3 separate regions of the Mus musculus genome follow, and all the other regions are linked to region 1. A link is a loop called in an ENCODE intact Hi-C map of the cell type or tissue named here. Cell type or tissue: left cerebral cortex. All regions are shown on one strand. Each heading gives the region's core, and the rest is flanking DNA. Links, peaks and the distances in the headings are about the cores only.

Region 1 (7,653 bases), core at 1,150-6,149:
CTACCTCAAGATCCAGGTATACCTATACTACTTGTCTTAGTTTGGGGTTTATTGAAGTGAAGAGACATCATGACCAAGGCAACTCTTATTAGATATTTTCTTTATTTACATTTCACATGCTATTCCCTTTCCTAGTTTCTGAAAATCCCCTATCCCCTTCCCCCTCACACCTGGAACTAAACCACCAAACAAAGAAAACACATGGTGGGACACATGTCTCTAGCTGCATATGTAGCAAAGGCAACTCTTATAAGGGTAAACATTTAATTGAGGCAGGCTTTCAGTTTCAGAGGTTTAGATCATTATCACCATGGTGGGAAGCATGGCAGTGTGCAGGCAAACATGGTGTTGGAGGAGCCGAGAGTTCTACATCTTGATCTGCATGGAGCAAGGAGGGAGGAGGCCAGCTTACACTGGGTAGACCTTGAGCATATGTATGAGATCTCAAATTCTGCCTTCACCTTGAGGTACTTCCTCCAACAAGGATTTGATTTCTAGGTAAACTAGTATTAAGTTTATTTTTGTTATATTTCTATTTAAATTACTTTTTGGCTGAGAAAAGGTTACATTTTACTAGGCTTTCAGCTAAAGGATAAGGAAAGCACAGAGATGTGTGCTGTGGACTGGACTCAGTCGGTCCCTCAACCTGCAGGAGAATCAGGGTTCCAGCACTCAGGTGGGCAAGGAGTCAACGGGGTGACAAACAGATATGAACACCAGAGAGAGTGTAATTTCCCAAAGTGAGCATCAGACTTATATTACAGACAAAAACAAGGAAGTTAAGTGATACATTCGGTCATCCAAGGTACATTGAGGTTACCTGATGCAAAATGACTCTTTACACAAAACACAGGAATACATACATAAAAGATAGTGGGAACCAGTCAGTGTTTACAACTGGGATAAAAACCAGTGTTTACAACTGGGATAAAAAGCAGCCCCACCTAAGGTCAGCTTATTCTTAGCAGCCAGGGGCAAGGGCTTTATGCCCTTGCCATAGTTCGAATTCTAGTCTATTGTATAACCCACCTTCTCCCTAGGTCATTGTAAATTCCTGTATATGGGAATGTATGGCTGTTATTCTAGGTTTACTCTGTATAACTGCCCCTGAGATTTCTAGCTCTTATCCAGTAAATTGTAATGCCTGATTTCTTTCACTATCTACACTGGAGGCATTTCATCTGAATGAGTAGCATTCTTACTAAATTAAAAACTCAATCACAGGCTTCTTCTTGTATTAATATTTAAATTAATTGGCAGAAAATTCTGCTACAGTAGAGCAAGCTTCAGTTTGACTCCTTTTCTTTCTTTTCTAGTAGTTAAGTATCTTGGAACCTGTCATCTGCTTCTGTCCCAGAAATAATATGCCCTGCAACTGTGAATTCCTGAAATGGCTGTCACTTCAACTTGGGGTCAAGCATGGTTTCATAGATAATAGAAAATGAATAACTTAGTGAGGTAGTGTCAGGGAGTAGAACAGTTAGGAAAAGAAAGAAAGGAAAGGATGAATGGAGAAAGTTTGGGCAAAGAAGCAAGTCATCTTAAAGGGTTGGTTGATCTTTAATAATGCAAGTAATTCAGTATGAGTTTTTGATTCTAGACTTTGTTAGCATATGGCATCCTACATTTATACATGCAGATTGAGTCATGGAAACCAATTTATTTCATTTTTATTCTCTCACCCACTTTTCTATGTTACTACCCATGTTGATTTGATCACTGACAAGAAATTGGTATAAAAGTAATAATGCAGTCATTGCAATTTTGTTTCCTTAACAAACACTTCTTTACAAAATGGTTGTTTTCTAGAATGCAGTTAATCACAATTTAAATACATCACCATTTAAATTAAGCCAACACAAAGAAAAAAAAAGAAAGTAAAGTTTATCAGGAATTGAATTTTGGGTTACAATGTGCTGTGCATCACAGACATGTATCTTCAATGAAATAATCAGCCTAGTTATAAAACATTGTTCTTCTAGACAACTGTACTATTTTTATTCTATAACGTTCTTTAACTTTTTATATGGTTTTAGAACTTATGAATGGGTGTGTATTGTTGAATTATTATTTAATTATACAAATACTTATAAATATACGTGGATGCCTTTATTTAAGTGCTGAGAAAATCCCTGGGGGATTAGTTAACATTCTTAACAGCATTTGGATTGTGAGAGGCAAATACACAGTGTAGGGCTGGCTCATTAGCCTTTAGAACCTCTGCTGAGCTGATTGTTTTCCATGTCCTTTAATTGACCATCAAGGAGGACTTGTGTATGGAAAGGAAGCTCAATGAATTCACCGTGATGCCTTACCTTGCTGGACTCTGAGAGACGTCTCTGCAGTCTCTTACTTGGTACTCTGTGCTTCTGCAGTGATGTGATATTAGTTAACATGTATGTAGTGAGGTCAAGGAGAGCCATTCATTTTGTAGTTAGTACTGATCTGCAAGAATTTCCTAGAAAGGATTTAATAGAGAAAGAAAGACCTGCCAAAATTTTTTCTATGGAAGTTTATTAATCAGCTTCACTTTAACATATTAATAAGAATTAATTCTTATAAGCACATGATTAATTCCTACCAGGTGGGGAAAGGAACAGTTAAGGAAATCAGAACTAGTTAATAGAACTAATATCTGATATATTGCTGGCCATTCGCATGTTCAAAAAGTAGTTTGAGAGCTTTTTCCACTTAGAAATACTTTAACATATGGTTAATTTGAATAGAACACTCATTTAGAAAGCTTGAAAGTGTTTTGCCTTTTACAAGACTACTCGGTAATGGATCTACCGGAGGAAACAATATAAATATGTAAACACAGGTATGGAAAGGTTAATTGCATAGAAACCTAAATTAAAGCTCTCATAAGACAATAAAGCAATTGCCCATGTGCTTTGAAAATATCTGTATTCCAGATCAGAAATTCTTATATTCACATCTTATTTTAGTGCTTTATGGAAGGGGCAGATTTCCATTCCAAGACTCTGGCCGGAAAAAGTGACAGTGAAGATGGCTATTTTTGTTTGTTTGTTTGTTTTTCGTTGTTGTTTTTTTTTAATGGAAACTTGTGTGAATCCATATTTATTTATTTATTTATTTATTTATTTATTTATTTATTTATTTATTTATTTATTGGTGAGAGGATCATTATCTCTCAAGTACACTGACTTTCCTGCTAAGAAGGAGTAAGGAGAAGATGCTCTTGGCACCCTGCCTCCCACCATGTGTTTCTGATCAAATGGGTCTTTAAAACAGAACAAACTACAACAAAAAAAGAGTAAAAAGTAGAACAAAAAATGATTTCAGAAAATTTGGTATACAATATATAACAAAAGGGAACTGAGTCATAGCCAGGAGAGCTCTTCTGGGGTAGAGAATGTGGGCAAGCCCTGTTTTATATGGCGTCAGTGTGATTCATCCAAGCTTGCATGGGTGACTCATATGAGAAGACAGTATAAGGAACTGTCACATATGGGGGGTTGGGGGGGTGATGTTGCATCTTTAACACCTTTCTTTTTTAGGTGAGTGCCTTGTGAAAACGTGTTCATTTTCTCATGCCATCCACCAAGGGAAGGGTGTTTCATGAGTCAGACAAAAAGCTGGTTATGTTATTGTCTATGGCTCCCGATAGACGAGCATCCAGTGCAGCAGTGACAATTCTGAAAACACCTGGAGAAGGTGAATAATTTCCTGAAATCCACCTCCTTACAGAGTGCCAGCGAGGCTTCCGGACTTCGAGAAACAGGGGTCTGGAGAGAGGCGAGATCCTGAGCAAGAATGCAGGATGCTTCACGGGCTCTCATGGCTCTTTGCTGATGTAGCTGCTAGGGTTGAGGGCAGGTGGAGGATTTGAAAGCACAAAGGCATCTTGACAAGCATGGATTACAAGAGGCGGAAAGCACTGGAAACGATTTTGCTGGCCTCATGGCTGTGAGTTGAAATGAAAGAATGAAAAATAAAGCTGGAGGCTGCCGAGGCAACAGGATTCAGAGATGCCAAAACCCGAAGTGAACAGAGCTGAGCAAAGTAAACCTGACACTTCTGTTTTCCACTGACTCATTTGCCAGTTTCTTAACACGTTGTCTAGAAAATTAAAAAGCCAGAGTTGCAAAGAAGCGAAAAGTAGGTTCGTGTTGTTTTGTAATTCTGAAATATTGAAAGGATTCAACCTGGAATTGAGGGGTTGTTAAGGGAATAACGAGATTCTTTGTTTGAAGCTGGAATGGTTCTTCCGAAAGAATCTGCTTCACCCCAAAACAGCACGGTCTGTCAGTTTGATGGAAGGGATATGCTTCGTACCTAAAATCTGGCCAAAGCAACGGAAGTCCTTGCTGGAAAAAAAATACCCAAAGCCCTTCGACTTTTCTCATGTAAAATGCCTACATTATATAAAAACTATCACACATTAGAGGACTGAATTAGATGAAAAGTAGCTGGTAAAACAGATATTGACATAATTGGGCACAACGTTAAAAATAATTCTGATTCACATGCTCAAGAAAATGGAAAATATAGGTATAGAGTTTCACATTAAAACTTTAATATGTGAAAAGAGGCCACATAGAAATTCTGTAATTTAAATATATAGTACTGAAATTAAGGATATAGTAAATGCACTTTGCCAGGAGATTGGAACTAATAGAGGAAGAAATTGTGAACTGGAAGGTGAGCTGTTTAAAAAACTTCCCAATGGAGGTTGGAGATGGCTGAATAGTTAGAAGCACATGCTACTCCTGCCGCTCCTGCAGAAGACCTGTGTCCTGTGTTCTGCACACGCATCAGATGGCTCACAAATGTCTGTACCTCCAGTTCCAGTGGAACTGGTGATGTAACTCAATTGTATAGCACTTAACAAACATGCACAGGGTTCTAGATTCAGTCCAGAACAGAACTATGTGTCTATGGGTAATATAGATCCCAAAAGGTAAGAGAATATTTCAAAAGCAAAGCTTTAAGAGATAATACCTGTAACATTTAAGAACTGATGAAAAGCAAAATTAGTAGCAGATGCTGAAAATTCTGTGGACTCTAAGCAATAATACTAAGGAAACGACCATTGCCCTGTTGGTGAACTACACAAGGCACAGAAAATTCATTTTAACCAGCAGTCAGAAAATAACAGAATTATTGTCAGCAGAACATCTGCCCACCTATAATTCCATTCCTGGGTAACTTCTGAAGTGAAGGTGAAGCAAAAACATTCCCTGGGTATAAAAAAGAGCTATTCATTAAAATAAATACCAGAGGCAAATTTTTAGAAAGAAGCAAATTTTCTCTAACAAAACGTATGCACAATGAGAGAAGAAATTAAACGTTGATAAAAGTGGAGAATATCAGGTTGGAATGAGGGGAACTGGGGGAAGGACTGGTCCTGGGTGACAAGTTTGTATCTTATCCCAGTAAAGTCACATTATGAAATCCTGAGCCCAGTGACATCAGGAGGTAGGGATTTGGGAAGCATATGAAGGTGAAGCCCTCATGAATAGGAATTATAACCTCAGGAAAGATGACAGAGCATTTGTTTTTTCCTCCTCTGCTCTGTCATAGAACAACAGAGTGATAAATAGGTATCTCGAGGCACTGAGTGTGTTTTACCACAGGCCAAACCTTCTAGCTACTTAATATGCAATGCTCAGCCTTTAAAGTGGTGAGGAATAATGTATGTTACTTAAGCTACCCTCTCTCTAATATTTGCTACTGTACCCCACACTGACTGAAAGAAGAATGTGTGTTCATGAAAAAATAGCATATTGATTTTTCTCTCTAGTCACATATGAAACAAGAATAAATGCTGGGGGACTGGAGAGATGGCTCAGAGGTTAAGAGCACCGTCTGCTCTTTCAGAGGTCCTGAGTTCAGTCCCCGGCAACCACATGGTGGCTTACAACCATCTGTAATGGGGTCTGATGTTCTCTTCTGGTGTGCTTTAAGACAGCTACAGTGCACTTTAATAATAATAATAATAATAATAATAATAATAATAATAATAAAATGCTGGACTCAAAATGTGGTGAAATGATGTGTGTATGAAAGTTAGTAAAAATGTAAAGAGTTGACCAAGGTTTGAATGTCCAGTAGCAGGATGAGGTAACAAGACAGGTTAGGAAAAGTTATAATAGGGCCAATGCCAAATGAAAACAAGAATGTGCCCTCCATTCTCCTCTACCAATAACCTGTCACAAAAAGTTTGTTACCACTGATGCTGAGCATAAATGTTTAGAATACCCATAGTCCTTCAATAGATAAGTCCAGTGTCCCAGGCACTGGTTTCACATCTCACTTGGGCTTACACCAAAGATGTGAAGCTTGGTGTACATGACCTATCCTTAATGCTTCAAGGTGTATAACTTTAGCCCATGCCACACAAATAACAATGAAGCCAAAGTCGAAAAGGTGATGGCTAAGCAGAACTTGGGAAGCCCGAAAATATTAAAAGATACTCTGATCGTTGCAAATTCAACTTAAAGGGTAAATATAAAAGTCTGGAGCTAAACTTGTAGTTGTTCGATACGGTTACCATAATTAAGGGGATAGCACCAACACTGCTACTGTTCTGGAAAGCTCTGGTGCCAAGGTGGACCTTGAGAGAAGGGCAGGAATGACCACTAACCCAGTGGAAATAAGAAGAATGGACATGTTGGCTGTCGAAGCTGTAATTGCTGAACTTAAAAATCAGGCTGAACTGGCTAGTTTTGTGTCAACTTGACACAGGCTGGGGTTGTCACAGAGAAAGGAGCTTCAGCTGGGGAAGTACCTCCATGAGATCCAGCTGTAAGGCATTTTCTCAATTAGTGATCAAGGGGAAAGGCCCCTTGTGGGTGGTGCTATCTCTGGGCTGGTAGTCTTAGTTCTATAAGAGAGCAGGCTGAGCAAGCCAGGGGAAGCAAGCCAGTAAAGAACATCCCTCCATGGCCTCTGCATCAGCTCCTGCTTTCTGACCTGCTTGAGTTCCAGTCCTGACTTCCTTCAGTGATGAACAGCAATGTGGAATTGTAAGCCAAATAAACCTTTTCCTCCCCAACTTCTTCTTGGTCATGATGTTTGTGCAGGAATAGAAACCTTTACTAAGACAAATTGGGGTATTCCTGTGACAACCTTACCATGTTTTGTGGAGGACCGTGGAAGGACTTTGGAACTTTGAGCTAGATCCATTTGGTGTTAAGAGCTCTGTGGGATGTTGTATAGGAGCTTGGAAGATAATGTTGAGAACAGTGCAGAAGATGGAGGACTGGCTTGTGAAATTTCAGAGGGAAGATTAAAGACTCTTTTCAGGGCCATTGCTATTTTGATTGTGAAGATTCTGTGGTTCTGGTTAGCTGGGGCTGAAGAATCAGCTGTGATTAACAAGATACCAGAACTACTAAAGTGAAACCTTTGCATTCCTGGGACTATTGATGCTGGTTAGCTGGAGCTAAGAAATTAGAGGTGATTAAGAAGAGACCAGCATCATTGAGATGACATCTTCTGGGAAGTGTTTTCTGGGAGCAGAGAGGCTGTGTTCCAGAGATAGCAAAGGTTGTACCTTGTGCTGTGGCTGGACTTAGTAATGTGTAACAGTTACCCATGTGGTACTGGTTTTGAAAGCATGAAGGGGTCAAGCAGAGCAGCTGAGGCTTGGCACTGTGAGAGGCTATGGAAGGCCATTGGTGAAGG
Region 2 (7,653 bases), core at 1,740-6,739, 68 kb after region 1:
AACCCCCTTCATGAACAATTTGAAATGAAGCTTCCCATAATTGATTCTGGGGTTTCTGTTAGCCTATTGTTCTTGTAAGAAGCATTAATACCCTACGCAATCCCAGGAAAATGTAGGATGACACAGGCCTGTACACTCTGCTCACTCTTTTCCAATACAGTACTTAAAACCTTAGAAAGAGCAATGAGAGAAGAGAAGGAAATTAGAAGGTCACAGATGGGAAAAGGAAAAGTCAAAGTATCTATACTTGTAGATGATATATTGTACCAAAGAGACCCCCCCAAAATCCCACCAGAACACTTCTAGAAATGATCAAGAGCTTCAGGAAAGAGTACAAGATCAAATTACAAAGACCAGCATGGAGTAGTCTGGGATAGGATATCATGGAAATGTTCTTAATATCTTAAAAACAATTTAAAAAGCATAAAGACAAAAATTAAACAAATACGTTATCTAGAAATAATAGTAGCACAGGTGGTAGGAGACCTCTACTTCCACTGCTATGAAGAGGCAACAATGGCAACTCTTACAAGGGAAATCATTTAATGAGGGCTAGCTTACACTTCCAGAGCTTTAGTCCATTATCAGTATGGCAGGAAACATTGCAGCATGCAGGCAGACATGGTACTGAGAGTTCTACATCTGGATCCACAGGCAGCAGAAAGGAGAGACAGCCATTGAGACTGGCTTGAGCTTCTGAAACCTCAACCCCCCTCCCCAACTTCCAGTGACACATGTCCTTAAACAAGGCCACACCTATTCTAACAAAGGCCTCACCTTCTAATCCCTCTCAAGTAGTCATTCCCTGATGACCAAGCATTTAATTATATGAGCCTATTGGGGGACATTCTTATTCAAACCAGTACAATCAGGAACTCGATCCATTGATAGATTTGTAATGTGAATAGAATATTGAAATGCAGTAATAACTGTGGATGATAGATGTGCCTTTGAGAAGTGTGTCTTGGTCTGACATCCTTTTATTCCCCTCTTTGTGGCTACATTTGTGGCTACTCTGCTTTGTGAGCAACTCTTCTCCATCATGTCTTTCATGCCAGGATACGTGGCTTGTCTGTAGGCCTGAACAATAGAGCCACTGACCACTGGACTGCAAAGTCCAAAATCATGTTCCAAAATAAACCCCTTCTCTTCCAAATCATTTATCTCAGATGTTTGTCACAGGCATGGAAAGATACTGACATACTCCCTGAAGATGAAGTCTGCTTCTCCTGTAGCTATAACTGTCTGAGCTTGTACTCTGACTTGCTTTGATCAACAGTCTACAGATGTGATGTGGTGCAACTTCCAATGTTTCTTAAACTTCTACTTTCACGTTCCTGGAAACCTTTCTCCTGTAACCAAGATATTGTGTTTTAAGAAACTTAAACTACAGGGATGACCCATGTAGAGGAGAACCTGGCACCATTGAAGGGCGAGCTCTTAGCCAGTTCCAGCTAACATGAAATGCCCAAGCTATTTTATTTTTCTGCTTAGTTGTGCATCCAAGTGACTTCATGCACGAGTGGCACCATATGTAAAAGAATAATTGCTCAGCCAGCTGATTTTACTCAGATTCAGGAAATGTGGCAAATATCTTTGTTGTTTTAAGCTATTGTTTTGTTTAGAAGATGATCATTGTTGTAAATGTGGAGTTATTAAGTGAAAGAAAATTAGCAGAGAGAGCCAGAAGATAGATTGTATGTCATCTTATATGTATTATGAGTCAGAAAATAATTTGGCTCACAGGCAGTTTATGCTTGTTCTGTAAAGAAAAATTTTAATTAGCAGACAGCTATCCCCATTCCATTGCAAACCATCCATAAGTACTTTTACAAACAATGGAAATTTTATGCTTACAACAGATATCATATGGTTCACAATCCTGAAAGCATTTACTACCTGGCCCTTTTCAGAAAAAAGTTGCTGAACCCTTTACAGACTATTGTGACCCATTGAAGTGTGTGAGCAGAGGGTTGACATGTGGTTCCTTTTGACAAAGAAGTCTCTGGCTGTTGTGCTCAAACTGACCTGGAGAGAGAATGGGGTGAGTAAGGAGACAACATGAGTCCATTAAAATTAAGACAGTCACTAAATATCTATGTACAATCAGTTGGGATGTGCAATTACTGAAATGATGGATATATTTTAGAGGTATAGTTAACTGAGTTTTTGATTGATTACATGTAGAAAAGTTCAAGATAAATCTAAGGGTGTTTTTTTTTTTAATAACTGAAAAAATTACCTAATAAACTCATGGTCAATAAATTATTTTTTGATGACAGAATTGTCAAAAAGGTTTCTTTGTTTGCTGTAATTTACAGGTTATGTTGAACGTCTCTTCCAAATAAATTATGTGCTATTAATTAGTATATGAACAAATATTTCTGAAGACCATCAGGGCAGAGGCCAGGAGTTTTTTTATCAGAGAAACACGCTGTTATCCATGTGTCAGAGCTGACTACCCACTCTGTAAGAATAGATCGACATTGCAGGATGAGCCACCCTTAGGGTTTGCTGCTCTGTCAGGGTCTCAAGTCAAGCAGGTCTCAATGTGGGGCTCAGGTGGGAGTCGGGAATGAATGCCTTGTCTTCCTTGGAGGTTACCTGTTTATTCTTAACCCTGGGTTGCCATTTTGGGCATGTATGTCTCCACACACAAACAAATCATCATAAATCCCCAAGGACAGTCTGGGGACAGAGTTCTTTGTATGACAATTGGCAACTGCACCCCAATAAAAGGAGATAATTCTGGGGATGGAGTGATATGATCTGCGATGCTGTTATGGAAGGATGAATGCAGCAAGGAGTGCATGAACCTCTGTATCAGCCATGTATCATAGATATGGGAAAGGTTAAGGTGTAAAAAGACAGCTGGTTTAACAGAACACCTCTTACACACATGTTTACAGCTGTTACCCTCAAATTCAATAATTTACTAGTTTCAACACTAAAATGTGTGACCTGGTTCCTCTCAGGAAATGGGAACCTTCTGAAAGTCTAGAAACTTGGCCTTAATTAGAAACAGCATTTTCCCCAGTTGAAGCCACTTGTTCCTGGTGGTGGTGAACACTCCAAAGTTCCCAGCAGGTGGTTTTCCTCTCATTCCAGAGCTCTTTCCTCTGAATCTCACCAGAGCTGCTGGATTCTGCTGAAATCCAGCCTCTCAGCACACCACTCTGAGTGGATAGCTCCTCTCTGTCCAGTGAGGGTTTGTTAGAGGAAAACACACCCTTCCCCATCTCCCAAAGGCTTGTCTCATCCCATTACAAAGACACAGAGAAGGTAGATAGATTCGGGCATAGTCTTTTGGGGATGCAACCTAATGAGGAGCGTTTTGGGAGGATAACAGAGGAAATATAGGCAGGCCTTCTGTGCTGTTCCAGAGTCCTAGACAGGCCCCAGGGGTTTATAGTTTTCATCACAAGGTCTTCTGTTTCCATTATCAGTGACAAGTCACAAGAAGCACAATTCAGTGTAGATCCTTTGAATTAAGCATACACACATGAATTTATTGTGTGTGTTGCTCTTGAGAATTGAGATAAAACTAATACTCAAAGGATGGTTGGGTCTCCTTCTGATATCTGTTTCCCCATTCTAAACTGCTGACCAGGTAGCAGTTTGGGGAAAGGGCCTCCCCTCCGCAGTCCTTTCTAAAGTGCTAAAGATAAGCATTTGCCCAAATCACCACCCACAATGAAAATCGGTATCAGATGCAATGATTAAGCATTGGCAATTTTTCAAGCTTGGGAATGGCATCTTCTTTGCAGCTGCAGAGCCGGCTCTTGCATTTACGAGCATTCAGTGAGTCCTGTGACAGGTTTATTATTTGTTGGCTTTCTCCAGCATTGCACAGTAAAACTTGTTTTCAAAGAGTATTCAAAAGTGGAGTTGGCTGTCACTGTAGCAAAGCAAATCCATCCACTGATGTATTTCACTCTCTTGATTGATAACGAGCTCCCTGCTTTGGCATTTCAGGAAAAGGGTGGGAAGAGAACAAACCCCAGAGGTCATTAATCCTTTTTCTCCCTCAGACTCCCCTGGGCAGCACACTGTACCATCACCCACATTTCTAACTGCTGATCTCAGCAACATAATGCTGGCCTCAAAAGCGGGTTTATCACCAGGTGTCTTTTCTACCCACCCTACCATTCTTATCCTGACAGCTTCCTCTTTCTCTCCAGGCGTGAAAGGAACCACTTGCTAGGAAGTCTCCAGGGTTAGCCTGGTCTCCTGGAGTACAGCTTTTCAAAAACGAACCTGCCTGTCAGGTTCACGCACTGAAATGATGAGAAGGGAAGTTTCCAGAAACTTCTAGAAACTTCTAAAAGCAACATTCCCAGTCCACCAGAGAGCAAGTTTGAAGGGAGGTGCTCATTTGGACATCCTGAATCAGTCTCCGTGGTCATTTGATATAATTATTTTTGATGCTCCAGGAATTAGGCTGTGAGTTAGCACGGAGGACAGCCGGTACTGTGCATGTGTTTGACAGCACTGAATAAACCTCCTTTGCTGTCAGGGAGAGAGGCTGTTATTTTTAATGACTGTGAGAAAGCTCATGTGCTCAATGAAATGTCATGAATCGTTAAAGCAAATCAGCGGCCAACGAAAGAGTAGTCAGTGACTATGAAACCCCCTGTACCTGTAATTAATCAGAATGTGAAACTTCTGGGGATTAGGACTTTGCATGTGTTTGGGGTGGATGAGTGGATGTCTCCTCAGAGCCTGTTCCTGGTTTGCTTCATTGCAAAGAGATTAGTGTACCTCCAGATGGGTTCACAATCCCCAGTTTCTCATCCTGCTGAGAATTCAGGATAAAGTGTTCCTGTCAGTTGCCAGAAACCTGGGGGTGTTGCTGCGCTGCCGGACGTGTTAACTTCTGCAGAACATTGAAATTAAGCACAAATATCCTCCCCATCTGTCCTCTATGGAAAAAGTTATTCTGGACAAAATTCTCTCCGTCTTTTCTTTTCCTCCCTTCTCTTCTCTCCTTTTCTCTCTCTCTCTCCCTCTCTCCCTCCCTCCCTCCCTCCCTCCTTTCTTTCTTCCTTCCTTTCTCTCTCTCTCTCCTTCCTTCCTTCCTTCCTTCCTTCCTTCCTTCCTTCCTTCCTTCCTTCCTTCCTTCCTTCCTTCCTCCCTCTCTCTCTCTCTCTCTCTCTCTCTCTCTCTCTCTCTCTCTCTCTCTCTCTCTCTCTTTCTTTCTTTCTTTTTAACTTTAGCACTTTGATACTGTAAGCCCTTCAAATGGCTTCACTCTCTATCAAGTGCAACTTTGTCCACTGAACTAGGGTGCTTTATCGTTTGAGGAAACACTTCAATACACAATTATTAAACGATAGAGTGGGAAAAGTGTATGAAAGTCTTTCACTGTGTTCCACGTCATGGTGAGGAGTAATTGAGGCTTTGAGGGATCCTTCACTCATGACCTTACTGACTGCTCAGGGAGACTATGGGGGATGGGGAACCAAACAAGAAGAAATATAGGAGGCCTTTCCTCAGTGACTTCCCAGATGAATTTCAGGTTCACATTAACAGGTCTCTCCTTTAACCCAGGAAGGAACAGGGAAGCTGGGCAGTCTATGGTCAAAATATAATGCATGAAAATTAAAAAAAAAAACACACACAAAAAAGTCAACATCACTATTCTTTTAGTTTTACCCATATATGTACATGTGCTTTTTGTGTGCACTTAGTTTTTTTTAATTTCAAAATGAATGTGAAAGGTATTTGTAAAATACCCATGTTAGGCTATTATGAAAATAGAATTCAATAGCTTTTGCTCTGTTGTTGAGAAATCAACTCGAGATACAGTTTACCTATAATAAAGTCCATATATTTAAATTGTAGAGTTGATGGATTTTGACAAATGTATATGGTCAAGTAGCCATAAGTACAATAAGGCAATTGAATGTCTCTGTCACCTCATCATGCTCTCTGGTTCCTTTGAAGTCTATCTCCTTTCCCATTTCCAGTCCTTGGCAAGCACTGGTCTGCATTCTGTCCTAAACTTCTACCTTTTCTAGAATGTCATATAGATGAATCCAGATGGTGTAGGCACTCTGGTTTCTGGCTTCCATCATTTAACATCTTTGCCTTCCAGGCTTACCCACACCCTTTCATGTATCAGGAGTTCCTTCATGTTGATGAGTGCTATTCATTGTGGAGATGTATCACAATATAGTAATCCAATCACCGGGAGATGGACACTGGACCATGTCCAGTTTCCAGTTATTAAAAATAAAGCTGTTGCTAACATTTGTTTATAAGATTTTCTATTTCTACAAAGAGGACATGTTTTGCCTCATTTTGATCTTGTTAGAGAAGGGTTTTGTGCTCCCTGTATTCAGATGCTGATTTCTGTACCCCAAGATTTATTTCAGTCCAAACATGGGCATTGCCATGATGATTGATGAATCTCCTATATTAATTTTGGTATAAAGAATGCTCCCTAATTATCACTGATTAGTTAATAAAAAGCTGAACAGAGAGAAAGGCTGGACTTCTGATCCCGGCCAGAAGTCTGGGGAGGCATTGAGGGCTCTGGGGTGGGAGAGCCAGGAAAGAAGAGTTGGCTATGAGGCAGGCGAGAGGCAAGTGGAGGAAGAAGAAGGGCAAGGTTGTCTTGAGGTTGGGCATGCAGAGGAGTTGCCAAAGGCGTTCTCCATAAAGACAGACAGCTACCACAATGCAAGCCAAGGAGACACTAAATTCAAGTAACTTGGAGCCCATCATTGGGAAGTAGCTAGATAGCATAGAGGGTGAGGGATATCTGCTCAGTTATTGTGCTTAAAGTTTGCTAATAAACTTAATAGGTCTCTGTCTCAGTTATTTGGGAGCTATCCAGGTTAGAAAAAAACTGCCACCTTTATATACCATCCTATATCATCTAATGAGTAAAGACCCCTATAGTTAGTTGTTAGGATTAAGGTTTGGGATGCCCTGAAGCAGAGTTTGGAATCACTCACCATTATCAGCTCAATCATGTCCTGCCCAAATTCATATATGATAGTACTTTAGAATGTAACCTCTGCGGAGAAAGGTTTTTAGAAAAGTAACACAGATAAGACTTAATGAGTAGGATTGAATTTGATATGACTTGTGACTCTAGAAGAAGAGGAAATTAGGACACAAAGTAAATAAATGGATGACCATTTGGAGATGTGGATGGCAGGCAGTCAGGTACTGGTCAAGGAGAAGAAGCCTGGTAAAACCATGACCTTAGAACACTAGTATCCAAGTCTGGGAGGAAATCAAGGCCCTTTGTTGATGACCACAAATCTTTGGTTCTTTGTTACAGAAGTCCTAGCAGAAAATGCAGTGACTTCTTTATTAAAACAGCCTGGACAGCAACCCCTACCTTTGTTAGACATTGTTTAAGGCACTGAGATAGATTGCATTCCTTTCTCACAGATGTTATGGTGTAAGGAATGAAAGAAATGATGAAACAGGACAAAACCAAACCAAGCCTGCATAAGGAGACATTGAGAAATACCATGGGACCAAGACCTGCTAATGGAACAGATGACTGGGAGATAGCCTCATTAAAGAGCTTAACACTGAGAGATAGCAAGGAGTGGCCTATCGCCAGGGAAAGGAGACTGACTCCAGGGAGTCATACCCACAAGTGTCAAATAGCAGAGAAACATATATTCTGTC
Region 3 (7,653 bases), core at 1,740-6,739, 100 kb before region 1:
ACATTATAATTTGTAGTGTGGTCTGTAGAATATTGAACTCTTCTTGAGTTGCCTTTCACTTGTATTTTCAGGAAGATACTTACACAAAACATGAATTGACATGGATACTTGTCCTTTTGTTTATTTTCGAGATAAGATTCTGTGTCAACCTTTGGACCCCTGAGCTTATGGATGTGTGTCACCATACCTGGGGGAAAGTTCAACTTTAATTACTTCCCCATATTTAAAGCATGTCTTTTGCTGAGTTCACTTCCAATGAAAAAACATTCTGCCTTCCTTATCTCTGTTCCTCTATGAATAATATTATTTCCAGGTTCACTCACTTCTTTTTTGTTTTCCACTGTATTATTTGTTTTATTCAACTTAGTTATACACGTTAGTTTCGTGGGATAGTTTTTCTGATGAGTTTGTTGAGCTGTTGAGAACTGTCAGTGTGATAATTTTTCTGTTCCCATCTTTATAGATCATGATTACATGCATGTTAGATTACCAAAAGTTGTTTTGTGTTAAATTATGAGTTGTTTCTATTGTTCCCATTCAAATTCAGCAAGATTTTCTTCTGTAGAGTCTTAGCTACTGTCATCTTGTGTATTTTTATGGCAATGCATATTGAATTCAGAGCCAGATACATTCTTAGTATGTGTTTTGCTACTAAGCTACAATCCAACCCATTGCATATTTCATAACACCAAGAAAAATCAAATACTAACTTTAAATTTAACTTTGAGATTTTTGTATTGATTGTTTCCTCCACTTAACTTTTAAAGTACATTTAGTCTTTTGCCATTGTTAACATTTATTTTTTAGGTCACTTATATTTTTGTATTTATGAGTATTGGTACACACACACACAGACACATAGATACACACACACACACACACACACACACACACACACACACACATACACACACCTCTTTCTTTAATGGTGTGTTAAATGGGAACAGAGCCGTATTAGCTTAGATATAATTATCCACTAATGCAAAAACAAGACCCTCATGAGTTCTCTTTATCTGTGAATGATGTTTTGTTTTCTTGTTTTTTTTTCCCTTCTTTTTGTAGAAAAAGAGATTAGTCTTGTCCCTATGTGAGTGCAGGATATTAGCTTTTCTAATTTGTTTGGGTGATTACTTGTTCTTATCCCAGGTTATTTACTTACACAATTGCACAAATCAATATTTTGCTGGAAGCTAGGGAAATACAGTGCTTACTCAGACCATAGGATGCCAAAATATTTGACTAAACTGTACCTGGGGAATGCTTTCTAGAATGTTTCTAGGTGAAATCAATTCTTGAGCCTATTGAGTAAAGATTGCCCTTTCATGTGAATGGGTATCCTCTTTCTAAGCTGTAGCCTAGATTAGTAGTGCATGGATATATACAGTGAATGCCAGAATTGCTCAGTGGAGACACCTTGTATTTGTATTCAGATGGAAGAAGGGAAAACATTATGTGCATTATTAAGACTTTTTAATAGACTTTTTTTAAACTACTATAAGCCATTAGAGGTGGCTTTACTTGATTCTATCAAAATCAACTAAATTACAAAGACTTTATTACTTCTCATGATACAAAATACCTGAAACTGCCTTATATTTGGACATCACCCCAGTCTATTTGCATGCAGATCAATAAGTGTATTATACTTTTTAACGTATGAACAAAGTTATACAAAATTGTGATCTACTCGTGGAGAATATTCAGTCATTGCTATCTGATGAAGAGACAATGAATTTGTAATTGCCTGAGTATAGGGAGTGCATATTTATTTTTGTTCTAGTCCAGAAGCTGTCAGTAAATACATGAACAATGAACAAACATATTTATGGTTTATGGACACATCAGAGCAGTGAGTTAATACTGGTAGTTTGTGTGTGTGTGTGAAAAAAAACACTAAATATTATTTCTAAATACTACTGAGAAGAAAGACTGGCTACATAATTTTGAATGTCTAATGAGAAATGAAAAATGAGGCATCATGTTAAAAACTAGTATTACATCAATGTTAGGTATAATGGCAGTGGAACATTAGCCCTGTTCCTTGCTCTGTGTCACCACAGCAATTTTGACACCTGTCAAGTCCCCCTGTGAATAAGTAATGGACATTCAATTTTAAATGCAGAGAACAAAACAAACCCCAATTGTAGAAATCTACATAGATTTGACACTGCACACAAGTGGATAATCTGATATATCTTCTCAAGAACAGTGTGTTGATTCAGATAAAAGCAATTGCTGTGCTGTTCCATCAATCTAACTAGATGTGCTATTCTTCACGCCGTGATCGTACAAAGGATGTTGAGGACTTAGATTTCTGAGGGGATAAATTAACATGGAAATTGAGATGGCAGACTTTGACTATCACATGGGGAAGAAGTGGAATTTTATTTCACTGCTGATGGAATATTGCCATGGATAGTTGAGTCTCTTGAATCAGTCACAGCCCTTTCAGACTGGCATCTTTTATATTCTCAAACCAAACACAAAAACTTAAAACCTTAAAGATATTGTACCTGAGAGTATTAACTTGGACATAAGAACCAGGCACCTTGAAATGCCCCACATGGAAGATCTTTGCTTTGGGGATCTGCATAATTTTCTCAGGAAACATTTTTCTTTGGTTTGCTTATACAGAAAGAATCCATATCATGGATTAATATATCATAAAAATTTGATTTAAAATCTCTAGAAGCCAGAATCTGACAAAAATGTCAAGGTGCTTTTAAGGCTTTCTATCGCCTTCCTTTTTTATTTTATTTTATTTTATTTTATTTTATTTTATTTTATTTTATTTTTAAAAAAACAACAAAAACCTCTAAGGAATTAAACACAATCAGGATTATAAAAATCACATTAAGATCGAAAGACTGTAAGCTCAGTTTCACCTGGGGTGCTTGTTAAAAAAGTGCAATTTCTGGTGTTTCTTTCCAGACCCACTCAATGGGACTGCAGACCTTAGAATCTGAATTTTTTTTGTAATGCTTTCCAGATGTGTCTTACAAATACAGAACTTAAAAAAAAGACAAAAGGAAAAAAAAAACCCACATTACCCTCAACTTTTAACTGCCCTCAAATGAGACTTTTAATGGATGTAGCTATAATTTCTGAATTATTATTGATTAAGGGAATCTGCTTTTAATATACAATTTCTAAAATACATAGTTGCATGGGCTGAAATATACAGATGTCTTGCCTTGCAGAAAAGAGAAATTTGAACCTCTGACTGAGTCATGTTTGAAGTTCAGCTGTGAAATTTGATGGCTTTTAGCTGAATCTAAACTCCAGGAAAAAAAAATTGGGTGTCTGGATCTTCCATTTCTCTCTGACACCATTTCACTGTCTAGAAAGCTAATCTTTATGCAGGGATGGCTTATCACTGCTCTCCTGGATTGCTCCAAAAAACCATGGGCTACAAAGTCAAGAGCTGCAGCCTTTCTCAGCATTCTCATCTGAGCAGTCCGTGACATAGAGCTGTGTCAGGCAGAGCTTGCCATTGATTTAATTTGATCTTTGCAGGGAGGATTAAAAATATTGTGCTCGCCCCAGTTAGAATGTTGCTGCTAAATTTCGATATGTCAGAGGCTTTTTCATTTTCTCGGTGCCAGTGCTGGCTGGGATGGGAAGTGACAGCCTTACAGCATTTGCATCATCTTCCTTAGCCTGCACATTTTTCAACCGTGTCAAAGAAGAAGTGATTTGGAAAAAAGAAAGAAAGAAAGAAAGAAAGAAAGAAAGAAAAAAACCTCACAGAGACTATAAGAAAGGTTCCCAATCCAAACTCTAACAGATTGCAGATAGAGCTTAAAAAATGTCAATACTTATGCACAAAGCTTTTCACCTTCTGTAGCACCTTGCCCTAGGATGATTTATTTCCTATGCTACATGATGATGCTACTGCTTGGTTTCTCAAATGGAGGCCTTAGGAGTTTCACAAGCTAGCAGTCAGAGGGGACCATATTCAAGAGGGTTTAGTAATGATTCTGTCATGTTTGTGAAAAGCACTTTGGATTGATCAAGTTGCTTGAACTTACATCATTTCATTGAATTCTTCGTCAGATTTCATTCAAGGGGCAACACAGGTACCACTATTTTTAAATTGTGAATTAAAAAATAAAAGGCTTCGAAGCAAATGATTAATGGAGCTATCATGGGGCCCTGAAGTTTTGAAGTACAAAATTAAAACGAAACTGTATCTTTATAAAGAAAACTATAAACAGTGTGTTGGCCTGATGGGAAAAAAAAGTGACCATTTGGCACTTATTTTGTTGTCTTGTGTCAATGTCTGATGCTGTTAGATATAGTGAACTCTTAGAAGGAAGGTACCACTTTCTCTCATTCTAGGGACCATAGGGTAATAATCTTCAAGAATTTGAAATATGTTGGCATATGGGAGATTCCATACTCCAACACCCGTTTTGCTATTTGTTGCAGAATGCACAATTAGCATTTTAATAGACATTATGTTTCACACTGCATCACGGTGAGTTCTTGGAGCTTTTAAAATCCTGTCTGCTATTCTGATTGCTTGATCTTCCTCTGCTACAGCTCTCACCAAATGAAACTTGCCAATAGATGCCAGGACTGCCTCTGTCCACACACGTAAAGTGGCGTCAGAGGAATATCCCTTCTTCAGGGCTTACTATGCAGTAAAATTCCAATGCTTAGTGCTTGTGATGAAAGACGATAATTAGAATTGATGAAGTCACAGCATGCATCTGTACTCATGGCTAAGAATATAAGAGCAGGAAATGATGAGCAACAGAACCCACACTCTGAAGCTAAATTTTCTGTCCTCAATATGACTTGCATTGTCCAGGCTCTTTAATCCAGAAAATTCTTTTTGGAGGAATTTCTTACCTACAAGAAGACAGACTCCCATCCTTTCGTCTCAGCTCCAAACTTTGTACCCCCAGAGCTCGTGTCTTTAGCTGCATATGTAGCAGAAGATGGCCTAGTCGGCCATCAGTGGAAGGAGAGGCCCATCGGTCGTGCAAACTTTATATGCCTTAAGTACAGGGGAACGGCAGGGCCAAGAAGTGGGAGTGGGTGGGTAGGGGAGTGGGGGGGAGGGTATGGGGAACTTTTGGGATAGCACTGGAAATGTAAATGAAGAAAATACTTAATAAAAATTAAAGAAAGAAAGAAAGAAAGAAAGAAAGAAAGGCTAAATAAACTTTTTTAAAAATTTAAAGAACATAAAACCCCAATCTGTGTGGATATTGTTCATTATTTAATTTTTTGTAATAATAAAAATATTTTGGTGAAGCAACTGAGGTAATGGTATAAAAGGAACTCTTAAAAAAATGCAAAGGTCTGTTAAAGGCTCCTTCCTTTTGTATGTACTGCTCCATATCTAGCTGAGGGACTTGGAAATGTGGGTGATTAAAAAAAAAAAAAACAGACTCCCACTTCCTAGTCATTGTAGGAGGTTCTCTTGCCTCATCCAGTTAACTAAACTGAAACAATGCTATTGCAGAGGTCTAAAGGTAGGCAAGAAATGTATGTGGGTGGACATTGCTGATAAGGAAAGACAATACCTTTCACTGAATGTTGCAAAGAAGCGCTTATATTACTTTCTGTTATCACATGATTCCCATGGATGTTGGGTGCCTGCTCTCTTCCTCATGTGCCTTGTTACATGTGATGTAATGCTTCCACGTTTATTACTGGGGAAGTTTAATAAGTATCAAAACAAAATACTTTGTTAATTTTGTGGGTGGTATTGCTGGTTGCTTTAAGCATTTTATATTTTTCTTTCATGGAAATGAGTTATTATTGCCTCTTGTTACTTTCCCCACAATGGTTATTCTAGTTGCTTTATTCTTGAAAGACTGGACTGGCTGGTTTAATATCCCTATAGAATGGATGGCACTCCTTTGAAGTTTCCAGCCTGGCTGTGGTTTGCAGTTTCAAGTGTGGTAAGGCAACAAATTGAACAAAACAGGAACTATCTCAATAACGGTCATTTTGTCTGTCCTACCCCTTGAGATGCTAGCTCTGTGGCACACTTTTGTCAGCATTAATTCATTTCTGAGAAGAGCATTATTTGAGTTTCTCTGGTTATAATGATACCGAAGGATTACAACCTGAGATGATTAATATTCTCAGCCTAGTAGATGCTGATAGTCAATCCCAGCACTGATAAGAACATTGAATCTTTAATCACTGTTTTGCAAAATCCAATCTCAGGAATGGTAGCATTTCTGTTGTTTTTTAAAAAGTAGGACCTCTTACTGGTCAAGTAGCATGGTTGCTGTTTCTGGGTCTCTTTCCCAATGAATAGTCACTGGTGTATACCTACTAAAAGGTCAGCTATTGTGTTTCATATGGACTTCCCTTTGCTGTATAGCTTCTGGGTAAATATTTATTGACTGTGATACAGCCTTATGTCAGATGGGAGATTAGATCATGAAAGTTGATGGATACAGCTTGTGGTGTTAGATTGCATGGGGAGAGGGATAGAGCATTGGCGTATGGTGACTAAGGTAACACACGAATGCTTAAGGAAAGTGATACGAAGGTGGGAAGACCAGGGTAGCTTATTATACAATTTGCATAAATTGCACAGATGTAGGAGTGGGTGGGGCTGAAAGATGGAGGGAATGTGTTGTTGGGTGGAAATTAACCAACTTAGAAACTGAGTCATCTCAGCTCCAGAGGCAAGTGCTCTGCCATATCTGTGAAAAGTCGTCGTGCTTTAGCTTTTGAATAAGTGGGCTCACATGATGGAATTTTTGTGGCTTTTCCTGCAATGGTTGATATCCAAAAGCAAAAATAAAGGCCACAGAGGAAACAGTATTTCTATTATAGATATGAAAATCCTAGAGGACCTATATGGACTAATTCACATACAACCAAAGGTAGGTGATAGTGCTGACCATCATACTTTCAATGATAATACTGGTATCATGTTTCAAATTTAATTTTATGCTCTTTTATGTATTTTCCTTTATTATACATATGCTTTAAATTAAATTGGACAACAGTATATCTTAATTTTAGAAGCAGTGACTATTATATTACCATAACAACTGCTATCAACCCATACTCTGATCATTCAGTTGAATACATAACTTATTTTTATTCAACGGGAGGGGGAAGACATTTCAGGCAAAGAAAGAAGAAATGAAGGAACCCAGAGAGTTAGTACAGTCAGTTCAGTGTGTGTCTCTTCAAACTTCCTCCTAATTAGAAGCTTCGTTTTGAGGGTAGTCACATGATATCCTGTGTTTTCATCCAGCTCTGAAGTAGACATACTACCATTACCTGCCTTAACTAACCTGAGACAAATATGCTGGACATCAGCTATGTTCGTTCCTTGGCTTCTACTTTTAGGAGAGGAAGAAATCCCAGTGTTCAACTCTGGCATCTACATAGAAGCATAAGTGAACACACACACACACACACACACACACACTCACACAAGCATGCCTGCGTGCACGCATGTGCTCACACACACTGAAAAGTTTTGCTCTCATTTAACACAGCCACTTTTAATTTATCTTTGGTGTTATCACTCAGTGAGTGTTTGTCTGGCTTGCCTAAGAAAAATTCAATTAGAATTATAACTTAGGTTTGATTTAAAAAAAAATAGAAACATAAGAAGAATGGTATCCTACATTAACAAGCTTATATTCAATTTGACCTAATTGT

The links. Peaks named below come from ENCODE experiments on the same cell type or tissue, not always from the same donor. Only the 100,000 strongest peaks of a DNase experiment are listed, where the experiment ranks them.
Region 2: it touches region 1 in a loop (16-fold over the local background); 2 of 42 quality-filtered maps call a loop at or near these places.
Region 3: it touches region 1 in a loop (6-fold over the local background); 2 of 42 quality-filtered maps call a loop at or near these places.

The regions. Positions count from the first base shown.
Region 1 is chr8:41,917,308-41,924,960 of GRCm38, forward strand. All of the region lies in intron 3 of 2810404M03Rik (RIKEN cDNA 2810404M03 gene), which reads left to right. It also overlaps the pseudogene Hspd1-ps1. Among named protein-coding and RNA genes, the nearest start is that of 2810404M03Rik, 94 kb to the left of the region's middle. In left cerebral cortex, for the core only: no CTCF peak of the experiment used is centred there; DNase peaks (open chromatin) are centred at 3,409 and 3,941; H3K27ac peaks cover 1,489 bases.
Region 2 is chr8:41,984,608-41,992,260 of GRCm38, forward strand. All of the region lies in intron 3 of 2810404M03Rik (RIKEN cDNA 2810404M03 gene), which reads left to right. Among named protein-coding and RNA genes, the nearest start is that of 2810404M03Rik, 160 kb to the left of the region's middle. In left cerebral cortex, for the core only: no CTCF peak of the experiment used is centred there; DNase peaks (open chromatin) are centred at 4,533 and 4,803; H3K27ac peaks cover 1,600 bases.
Region 3 is chr8:41,815,281-41,822,933 of GRCm38, forward strand. No RefSeq gene overlaps it. Among named protein-coding and RNA genes, the nearest start is that of 2810404M03Rik, 8.2 kb to the right of the region's middle. In left cerebral cortex, for the core only: no CTCF peak of the experiment used is centred there; DNase peaks (open chromatin) are centred at 3,527, 3,897, 4,559, 4,686 and 1 more place; H3K27ac peaks cover 1,058 bases.